2 separate regions of the Homo sapiens genome follow, and region 2 is linked to region 1. Evidence: read pairs that join two places in POLR2A ChIA-PET (ENCODE). Cell type or tissue: K562. All regions are shown on one strand. Each heading gives the region's core, and the rest is flanking DNA. Links, peaks and the distances in the headings are about the cores only.

Region 1 (5,377 bases), core at 120-5,119:
ACTGTAAAATGACTTTTCCCTTTGAAAAGAGATATTTTGTTGGCAGTTGGGCATTTTGACATGATGTAAATATCTCATTCTTTTTCAAACTTCATGTCATTGTGGACTCCTGTTTTCCTGTTTTATTCCACGGGTTGGGATCTGTTATTATTTATCGTGATGCTCAGATTGTCCCGGATTTTGTTAGTGGGGGCCCCACCAAACTGGCTTCCATGTTCCTTGGACACTTCCCCATCATTCTGTGAGCCTTTCCTCATTGAGTGACACTGTTCCAAACCCATCTTGTTCTTACCGTACCCAGACTGGAACTAGTTCTTTGTCCAAAGAGCCTAGGTTCTTTTAGTGGAGAGTGATATTTAGAACCAATTGTGGGCAGTAGGTGGGCTCCTTGCTGTTGGGATTTCACTGCTGCCACACCCTTTTGGAGATAGCTAGGAAATGTGTGTAGCACGTACACGTGCACTTAGATTTCTTTCTTTCTACATCTGTTAGTCTATGTATTGAAAACCTTAAATTCAGACCAGCATTTATCATTTTGTTCTGATACTGAATGGTTCATTTATTTTTTCTCTTTCATATTTCTAACTTTCTTCTCTGACAGTAAGAAAGCCGCATCCCATTATATGTAAAATATTTATTTGATCAAACAGTTTTACCTTCACTGCTATCACCCCACTGCCTGCCTGGTGCCTTCTTCACTTGCCAGGCTCTGACCCCCTCACCTGGTGCCTCTCCCTTCACATACCTTCCTCACTCCGCTCAGACTCTTAAGACCCTGTAGTGGGCTTCTGCCATTCTCCCATGAACGCCTGCCTTCTTGTCTTCAGCAGAATTCTTCAGGAAGGGAAGAAGAAAAGGCAGAGTTAGCACTCTTTAGAAAGTGCTTTTCTTGGGCTGGGCGCAGTGGCTCACACCTGTAATCCCAGCACTTTGGGAGGCTGAGGCAGGTGCTGGATCACCTGAGGTCAGGAGTTCGAGACCAGCCTGGCCAGCATGGCAAAATCCTGTCTCTACTAAAAATACAAAAATTAGCTGGGTGTGGTGGCGTGTGCCTGTAATTCCAGCTACTCAGGAGGCTGAGGCAGGAGAATCGCTTCAGCTGGGAGTTGGAGGTTGCAGTGAGCAGAGGTCGTGCCATTGCACTCCAGCCTGGGCAGCAAAGTGAGACTCCATCTAAAAAGAAGAAAACAGTGCTTTTCCTTAGGTTTGTGTGTCTGTATCTGTGTGTGCATGCTCTGTCTGCCTGTCCTGCTGCTGCTTGTCTGCTTACCTCTCAGTGGTGAGCCCATCTTGGGAAGTGTGCCCATCGGGTTTGCATTGTATAGTGAGAACCAGGAGGGACCATTCGTCACAGCTGAATAGATGTATTAGACCCTGGAAAGTGCAGTCTGTGCTTGCAAAGCCTCACTGACTTGTCTAGTGAGTCTGTGGGGACAAGATCTCTTTAGGCCCAGGCCAGACACAGTGGCTCATGCCTATAATCCCAACACTCTGAGAGGCTGAGGCAGGAGGATATCTTGAGCCTGGGAGTTTGAGACCAGCCTGGGCAACAAGGTGAGACCCCCATCTCTACAAAAAAAAAAAAAAAAATTAGCTGGACATAGTGCCGTATTGTAGTCCGTGCAACTTGGTAGGCTGAGGTAGGAGGATCACTTGAGCCTCAGAGGTTGAGGCTGCAGTGAACCATGATTGTGCCACTGTCCTCCACCCTGGGTGACCAAGCGGGACCCTGTCTCAAAAAAAAAAAAAATAGGCCCAGGAGTTCGGGGGTTGGTAATAAGCTCAGCCTTGGGGACCCCAGTCCCTCTGCCATCATTTACTGGTCTCTTGCCCCCGTTATGGCATTTTTGTTTTCCTTAAAGGAAATTTATATTTTGAAACCACCTTATTCTAGGATTGGGAAACTATAGAAACCTCAGGATCTGTTGCCATATTTTTTGAGCCATAAATCCTTTGAAATAGTCTTGATAGAGCCTGGATTTTAGCTCACCTTTTAGGAACGCAAGCAAGTCCACGAGATCCAAACACAGCAAGGGGGTGTGTCCTTGTCCCTGTCATTTCCAGCCTTATCATTCATCCCCATGGGATTTTTACACTTGAAGGCACCTTCCTTCCAGCCACTGGTGGCTTGGTGACTAGAGCAGGTGGGCTGGAGTTGACAGGCTTGGTAAGGTACAGTCTGGCGGCCAGGCTCACCCGCTCACTAGTGTGGCCCTTTTCTGGAAGGGGCCAGTTACTAAGCTAGTGGTCTCTGTCTCTTCAGCTTGCCCACCTTCCTTTTGCAAATTATTTCCCACTGATTTTGGTTTCCTTCTGACTTTCCTGTGCCCTCTGTCTTTTGCCATCTCTGAAAGAAAAGGTACTGGATTGCCCGGGATTCTGCCCTAAGCCGTGCCCTTGACCCTGAGGCTCATCCGAAATTGAACATGCTCAGAGCTCAGCTCCTGCTGGTGTCTCCCAAGTCAGCTTTCCTGCTGTCTTCCCCATCTCAATTAGGGGCAAGCACCACTGGTCCAGTCGGGCAACCAGCCTTGGTGTTGCCTTGAATCCTCACTTGTGTGCCCCCACATCTGGTGGACAGCCCATCTGTCACTTCTGCCTTCGTATCTGTAATGTCATCGCCTCTTATCACCTCCCCTGCCCGCCCTGGTCCAAGCCAGCATCTTCTCTCCCTTGGCTCTTGTACGGAAGTCCTCCAGATGCTCCCTGCCTCAGCCTGTGCCCCCTTCCACACCGAAGCCAGAGCGATCTGGCTAAAACACAAGCCACACGTGCTCAGGACTGCCTCATGCTTTCTCTTCCCAGTCAGAATCAAAGCTGAAGTCCTTTCTGTGACCTGCAGGCCTTCCCTGGGCTGTCTCCCGGTTTCCTCAGATTTCATCTTTGGCTTTCCCTTGCTTCCCGCTGGCCTCTTTGCCTTTCTTTCCTCACACACACACCAGGAATGGTCCTTGCCCCAGGGCCTTTTCACTTGCTTTCCCACTGCCTGGATCCTGTTTCCCCAGACCCTTGGCCAGCTTCCTGCATCCTTCAGGCCTTCACTGAAAAGACCCCTTCTCAGCAGCTGCTGTAGGTAGTGCTGTAGCAGAAACCCAGCCCTCTCCTGACTTGTCATATTCCTTTTCTTTGTGTTTTCTTATTTATTTATTATTATTATTATTTTGAGATGGAGTTTTGCTCTTGTTGCCCAGGCTGGAGTGTAGTGGCACGATCTCAACTCACTGCAACCTCTGCCTCCTGGGTTCAAGTGATTCTTCTGCCTGAGCCTACTGAGTAGCTGGAGCTACAGGCGCCTGTCGCCACGCACGACTAATTTTTTTGTTTTTAGTAGAGGTGGGGTTTCACCATTTTGGCCAGGATGGTCTCGAATTCCTGGCCTCAGGTGATCCACCCGCCTTGGCCTCCCAAAGTGCTGAGATTACAGGTGTGACCCATCGTGCCTAGCTGTTTTCTCTCCTTCCCAAATGTAGTTTTTATCACCAGCTAAATACTGTATGTTTTACTTGTCTTAGTTACGGTCTGTCTCCCTGCACTGGAAGGTAAGCTCCGTGAGGTCAGAGATTTCTATGGTATTTTGTTCATTACTCTATCCCTACTCCTAGAACAGTGCCTGGCTTTTAGTAGTTTCTCACTAGATGAGTTGGATGGGTGAACACAGGAGCTCAGCAGTCTCGTCGTTGGGCTGTGTTTTATCTCTGTGCTCTTCACTGCCATTGGATGGAAGAGGTCCGTATTTCCGGCTGTTGGCTGGGGTGTACCTGCTTGAGGTCCTCTCTTCCCCCCTCGTCTTTCAGCCTCGCTAGACGGACACCTCCTTGCCTCCCTCCTCAGGCTGGGCAGTGCTGATCCTTGTGCACATCTGTGTCTTCCTGTGGTTCCAGTGTTGCCACGCTTGGGATGCTCTGCTCCTCCCTCCCTCACGCCCATCTTTCAGTGCTACTGAGCTCAGATTCTTCCAGAGCTGCTGCAGTGCCCCCTCCCCAGCAGAAGCCGCCTCTTCACAGCCCGGAGAGAACTGTGTGTCAGTTCAGCATCTGTGGCCTGGATGCCTGCCTCTCCTTTCACATTTTCATTTCCTGCATTTTGTTTAGTTGTCCTTAAATTTAACTACATCACACTTGGAAGGTTGTGCCCTGACTAGCTAATAGTCCGTGTTTGTTCTGTAGTACCTGATAGTATCTTAACTTGGTAAGTATTCTAAAATTGCCTGATCTAATGAATGAGTTAAGGTAAAATGTCTTATGATAATAATTGCCTTCTCTGTTTTCCACATACCCCACATTTATTATTATTTTTAATTTGGGGAAGAACTGATTACCTTAGAGAGTTTTTTTCATTTATTTATTTTTTTTTTTTGAGACAGAGTCTCGCTGTCACCCAGGCGGGACTGCTGCAGTGTCCCAATCTCAGCTCACTGCAACCTCTGCCTCCTGGGTTCAAACGATTATCCTGCCTCACCCTCCGGAGTAGTTGGGATTACAGGCATGCACCACAATGCCCAACTAATTTTTGTATTTTTTTTTTTGGGTCGGTTGGTTGGTTTTTAGTAGATATGGGGTTTCACCATGTTGGCCAGGCTGGTCTCTAACTCCTGGCCTCAAGTGATCCGCCGGCCTCAGCCTCCTAAAGTGGAATCACACCCAGGATTACAGGTGTGAGCCACCGCGCCTGGCCTTTTTTTCATTTGAAAACCGCCAAATCCTTTCTTTTCATTTCTTTTAAAGGCAAGTACCTGCCTAAGTTGTAAGAGAACATCAGCCATCTCTTCTGCATGGGCTGTGTTAAAATTTCTTACCTAAGAGTCTTTACCTTTGAGTGAATTATTTTAGAACAGGTTGAATTAAAGTTGATTTAACCCAGTTAGGTCTAAGATTTTCTCAGTACTATTACTTAATTATATTTGTGTTATATGGAGCCCACATGTGTCATAGATTCTTTAGCTTGAGGCAGAAAAGTTTTAAGAGGCTTTTTTGTTTGTTTGTTTGTTTTTTAAGTGGAGAGAGAGTCTCACTGTGTCACCCAGGCTGGAATGTAGTGGTGCACTCTTGGCCCACTGCAACCCTCCAGGCTAAAGCAATCTTCCTGAGTAGCTGGGACTATAGGCGCGCCACCATGCCTAGCTAATTTTTAATGTTTTTTTTGTAGAGATGAGGTTTCTCCACGTTGCCCAGGCTGGTCTCAAACCTCTGGGCTCAAATGATTGTTCCTTCCTTTTTAACAACAACAACAAAAAGCCTGCCTTGAGTGAGAAACGCATTTAATAAATATCTTTTAAATATATATTCATTTACTGTGATATGAGAACTGTTATTACTGGCTTTTATCTTCTTCGGCCAGTAGTCTTTAATTAAGCTAGATACATGCTTCATGTCATTAT
Region 2 (5,377 bases), core at 255-5,254, 240 kb after region 1:
CAGACAGATTCACAGCCAAATTCTACCAGAGGTAAAAGAGGAGCTGGTATCATTCCTTCTGAAAATATTCCAAAGAATTGAAAAGGAGGGACTCCTCTATAAGTCATTTCATGAGGCCAGCATCACACCAAAACCTGGCAGAGACACAACAAAAAAAGAAAACTTCAGGCCAATATCCCTGATGAGTTATCGAGGTGAAAATCCTCAGTAAAATACTGGCAACCCGAATCCAGCAGCACATCAAAAAGCTTATCCTCCGCGATCAAGTCAGCTTCATCCCTGGGATGCAAGGCTGGTTCAACATACGCAAATCAATAAACATAATCCATCACATAAACAGAACCAACGACAAAAACCACATGATTATCTCAGATGCAGAACAGTCCTTCAATAAAATTCGACATCCCTTCTTGTTAAAAACTCTCAATAAACTAGGTACTGATGGAACATATCTCAAAATAGTAAGAGCTATTTATGAAAAACCTATAGCCAATATCATACTGAATGGGCAAAAGCTGGAAGCATTCCCTTTGAAAACTGGCACAAGACAAGGATGCCCTCTCTCACTACTCCTATTCAACATAGTATTAGAAGTTCTGGCCAGGGCAATCAGGCAAGAGAAAGAAATAATGGGTATTTAAATAGGAAGAGAGGAAGTAAAATTGTCACTGTTTGCAGATGACAGGATTCTATATTTAGAAAATCCCAACGTCTCAGCCCCAAAACACATTAAGCTGATAAGCCTTAATTTTGATGTAGTCAAATTCATTGATTGTTTTTGCCTTATGCTTTATGCTTCAAAATGTTTTTTGATAATTTCTTCCTCTGTTTTTGCTCAGAAAGACATTTTCCTAAGTTTCTTCTATTGGCTTTATAGTTCCATCTTTCGTGTTTAACTCTTAATTCACTGGAGGCCACTTTTCTGTAAAATGTTACACAGGAATCTTGCCTCAGTTTTCCTAATACCATCTATTGAGCAATCTACTGTTTATTGTGGTGCCATCTTTATTATACTTTAAATTTTCTTTTCTTTTCTTTTCTTTTTTTGAGACAGATTTTCACTCTTGTTGCCCAGGCTGGAGTGCTGTGGTGCGATCTTGGCTCACTGCAAACTCCACCTCCCGGGTTCAAGCGATTCTCCTGCCTCAGCCTCCTGAGTAGCTGGGATTACAGGCATATGCCACCATGCCTGGCTAATTTTGTATTTTTAGTAGAGATGGGGTTTCTCCATGTTGGTCAGGCTGGTCTCGAACTCCCGAACTCAGGTGATCTGCCTGTCTCAGCCTCCCAAAGTGCTGGGATTACAGGTGTGAGCCACTGCGCCCGGCCTATATTTTTACACACACACACACACACACACACACACACACACACACACACACACACAGCCTGAGCTCTATTTTATTCCATTACAACCTATACTTTATCGCTTTTCCATGAAACAGTGTTCCTATTTAAAAAGTAATATACTTTGGAGAATATGCATTCCCTGGTACATCTTTTATTTAATGGCTCACGAAAAAGTGGCCTTTTGTGTATTTCTTTATTGAAACAAAATCTTGCAAATACCATTAGCTGTGACATGTTTTTTTTGAAAGAAAAAAAATATGTATTCTCATCCAGTTGTATAAAAAACCTTCCACACAGCATAATTTATTTTAATCCTACTTTCTTCAAATGTTCCATGTTTTCTATGCCTTTTCTAATGACAATGCTGACAAAGAAATGCATTTTGGTATTTGCATTTCATTCTATATTATTTTACCCATTTTTTACTGCAGTGGAAAGAAGAAGTATTTCCCCAATGACATATGTCTCTTTTGTCTTTCACTAATCTCAAAAGAGACTTCTGTATATTTATAATCCTATTTAGTAAACTTTTATAAAGTACCGGACAGAGTATTGCCTGATTTTACATACTACTGAAAAAAATGGAGGCAGCTTTGTCTTCATGTCCTGAGTGTTTACCTTTCTAAGGTCTTGCTAATCACAACAGCTTTAACCCTCATTATCTAATATCTCCCGGCATAGGATCAGGTGGGCTGACAAAAGGATGTGGCAGACGTAGGAGGCTCTGCTGGCCCAGCTCACTCCTTCACCCCACTACCAGCACGTTGATTTGGTGTAATCATCCTCCCTTTTACTCTCAGCACATGGAATTCTCTTTTTCTTTTTTTTAGACAGGGTCTGGCTCTGTTGCCCAAGCTGGAGCGCAGTGACACAGTCATGGCTCACTGCAGTTTTGACCTCCTCGGCTTAAGCAATCCTCTGGTCTCAGCCTCCTGAGTAGCTGAGACTACAGGGTGCTACCACCATGCCCAGCTAATTAAAAAAACATTTTTTTTTTGGTAGAGAAGGGGTCTTGCTATGTTGCCCAGGCTGGTCTTGAACTCCTGGTCTCAGGGGATCCTCCTACTCTCAGCACGTGAAATTTTTGTGCCACTAGTACAAAAGGGGGTCACATGACACAGGCCCAGCCAATCAGCCTACTCCATCTTCCTGGCCCTGATTGGCTCAAGGATGGGCATGTGACCCAGGCCAGGCCAATGAGACCCAACTGGAATACTATTAGTTGGAATATTATTATAGAGATGCTCCCTTTGCACAGAGCTTGCCAAACCTGAGGATGCAAACTTGGATCACCAGAGGAAGTCTGCTTAGAAACACAGCCAACAGGAGGAAAGCAAGCTGGCAGGAACCCTGACGGTGTCGTCTGAGTTCCTCCTTCAGCCTTGCCTGTCCTCCATGATGGGAACCATGTCCCCTATTTTAATTTGTGGCTGTTAGGGTTGTTTTTGGTTATTTCCAAACTACCAGGAATCTGGGGGCCACTGCATCCTGATCTTTGTCCTGGACTCAAGGCTGGCTTCCTCTCTCTAAAGGTCTTCAGCAAAGGCACAGGTGGGGTGGTTGTACCACGAAGGCTTTCCTATGGATTATATATTACTGGTGTGCTTCCTCATGGCCCCTCCCATAGTCTAACAGGTTAGCTAAAGCTGACGGGCATTACATTAGTCTGTTCTCACGCTGCTAATAAAGACATACCCAAGACTGGGTAATTTATAAAGGAAAGAGATATAATGGACTCAGTTCTACATCGCTGGGGAGGCCTTACAATCATGGTGGAAGAGCAAGGAATGTCTTACATGGCGGCAGGCAACAGAGAGCTTGTGTAGGGAGATTCCCCTTTATAAAACCGAAAGATCTCATGAGACTTATTCACCATCAGGAGAAAAAACATGGGAAAGACCTGACCCCATGACTCAATTACCTCCCACAGGGTCCCTCCCACGGCATGTGGGAATTATGGGAGCTACAATTCAAGATGAGATTTTGGTGGGGACAAAGGCAAAGCATAGCAAGCATCAACCAGGAACTTAGCAGCTTCACGCTCACTTCCCAAACTGTGTGAACTAAATGTATTAATATAACATTGCAGTGAGTGCATTTGCCTCTTATTCCTCATCTTTGCAGAAGTTCTGGGAAAGGGGGGGGATTTGCTGACTCGGCACCTTCTGCATACCTAATTACCTGGGGAATTTTGCGTTAGAAAACACTTAACACCGGCATTACAAGAGAAGCACAGAACCCCGGACTTGAAAGGATCTCAGCCATTTTGATTTGTAGCCTCATCCTAAGATACATGTCATAACAGACATTCAATGCTCATGTGTCGCTGCACGGTAAACTCTTTGGAAAAAGGTCAGAAAGTTTTCTTTTGTAAACAAAACATTCACCTGCCCTACAATCAAACAATTCCATTCCTAAATATTTACCCAAGAGAAATGAAAACGTGTCTATACAGACATGGATACAAATGTTCTTCCTAGCTTTATTCATAATAGTTTCAAGTTGGAAACTAACCAAGTCTCCACCAACAGCAGAAGAAATTTAAGGTGGTATATTCAGACAACAGAATACACACAGCAATGAAAAGAAATGAACTGCTGATAAATGCAACGACATGGATGAATCTCAGAAACATTATGCCAAGTGATAGAGGCCAGATCCCAACAGTACATAGTGTATGATTTCATTGGAATGGAGTCTCAGACAAACAGAACAGATCTTGGGTGAAAAATGTCAAAATACGTACCTTTATGATACATGTACCAATATGATACATGTAGCAATACGTGTACCAATAGGATCCATGGTGGGCTGTTCAGTTGAAGCTGGGGCCCTGGAGGGAAGGCAGCCACCGTCAGAGATGGGCCCAGAAACACTGTGGCTTTTCTCTTCCTCCTGCCCTTCAATCATTGCTGACCTCTCCACTGACCAGACCAGCTTGCCCTGGGAGCCTGGGAGATGCAGGCCGCAGTCACATGGTCAGTGATCAAGCTGAGAGGCAAACCTAGGTCTCCCTTGCTCCTAAGCTAACGTTGCCAGATTGAACAAAAACACAGGATGTACAGTTATTTGAATTTCAGATAAACAACAAATGATTTTTTTAGGGTATATCTTTTGCAATATTTGGGACATAGTTTACCCTAAAAAAATTATTTCTTATCTGAATTTTATCTGGTAACCCTATTAAACTCTTTCAGCAAAAGACTTTGTTTTTATTTTTTAAATTATTATTTTTGAGACAGGGTCTCACTCTGTTGCCCAGGCTGGAGTATAGTGGCACAAGCACGGCTTACTGCAGCCTCCACCTCCTGGGCTCAAGTGATCCTCCCACCTCAGCCTTCTGAGTAACTAAGATCACAGGTGCACACCACCACACCTAGATAATTTTTTTTTTTTTTGGTAGAGAAGGGATCTCCCTATTTTGCCCAGGCTGGTCTCGAACTCCGGGGCCCAAGTGATCCTCCTGCCTTGGCCTCCCAAAGTGCTGGGATTACAGGCGTCAGCCACTGTGTCTGGCCTCTTTCAGTGAAAAACTCTACTGACACTGAGGCCACTGTCAGTTACAGCCTCATTGTATCTTCATAAATTGGCATTCTTGTTTGCCCTTCTGTAGCAGTCAGAATTCTCTTGGTTACAGGTGACAGAAATACATTGTAAACTACCTCAGGCAAAAAGGGCAGCTCATTAGCTGAGGTCAAACCTTAGAAAGAACAGGCATCAGGGCTGGAACGAGAAATCCTTCCTCTTCCCCTTGTCTTTCCTTCTCTGCACACTGTCTTCATTCTCTCTGTCAGCTTTGTCCATGAGCTGGATCCAGTTTCCAGATTCACATTTTTTCATGAGTAACGAAGAGGCATCTTTTATTCAGATTTGAGAGCAATCAATGGGAAAGCCCGATGTAGATCACATGGCCTTCTCTGAAGGTTAACACTGATTCCATAAGGATCAATTCCCCCAACACAATGATCCTCAAAGTGTGGTCCCAAGCCAGCAACATCAGCATCACCTGGGAACTTGATAGGGCATT

The links. Peaks named below come from ENCODE experiments on the same cell type or tissue, not always from the same donor. Only the 100,000 strongest peaks of a DNase experiment are listed, where the experiment ranks them.
Region 2: POLR2A ChIA-PET joins it to region 1 with 5 read pairs; 2 of 35 experiments call an interaction of 5 or more read pairs at or near these places.

What each region holds. Positions count from the first base shown.
Region 1 is chr16:84,104,082-84,109,458 of GRCh38, reverse strand. The region is part of intron 1 of MBTPS1 (membrane bound transcription factor peptidase, site 1); the gene reads left to right. Among named protein-coding and RNA genes, the nearest start is that of MBTPS1, 10 kb to the left of the region's middle. In K562, for the core only: no CTCF peak of the experiment used is centred there; no DNase peak of the experiment used is centred there.
Region 2 is chr16:83,860,991-83,866,367 of GRCh38, reverse strand. No RefSeq gene overlaps it. Among named protein-coding and RNA genes, the nearest start is that of MLYCD, 35 kb to the left of the region's middle. In K562, for the core only: no CTCF peak of the experiment used is centred there; a DNase peak (open chromatin) is centred at 2,487; H3K27me3 peaks cover 569 bases.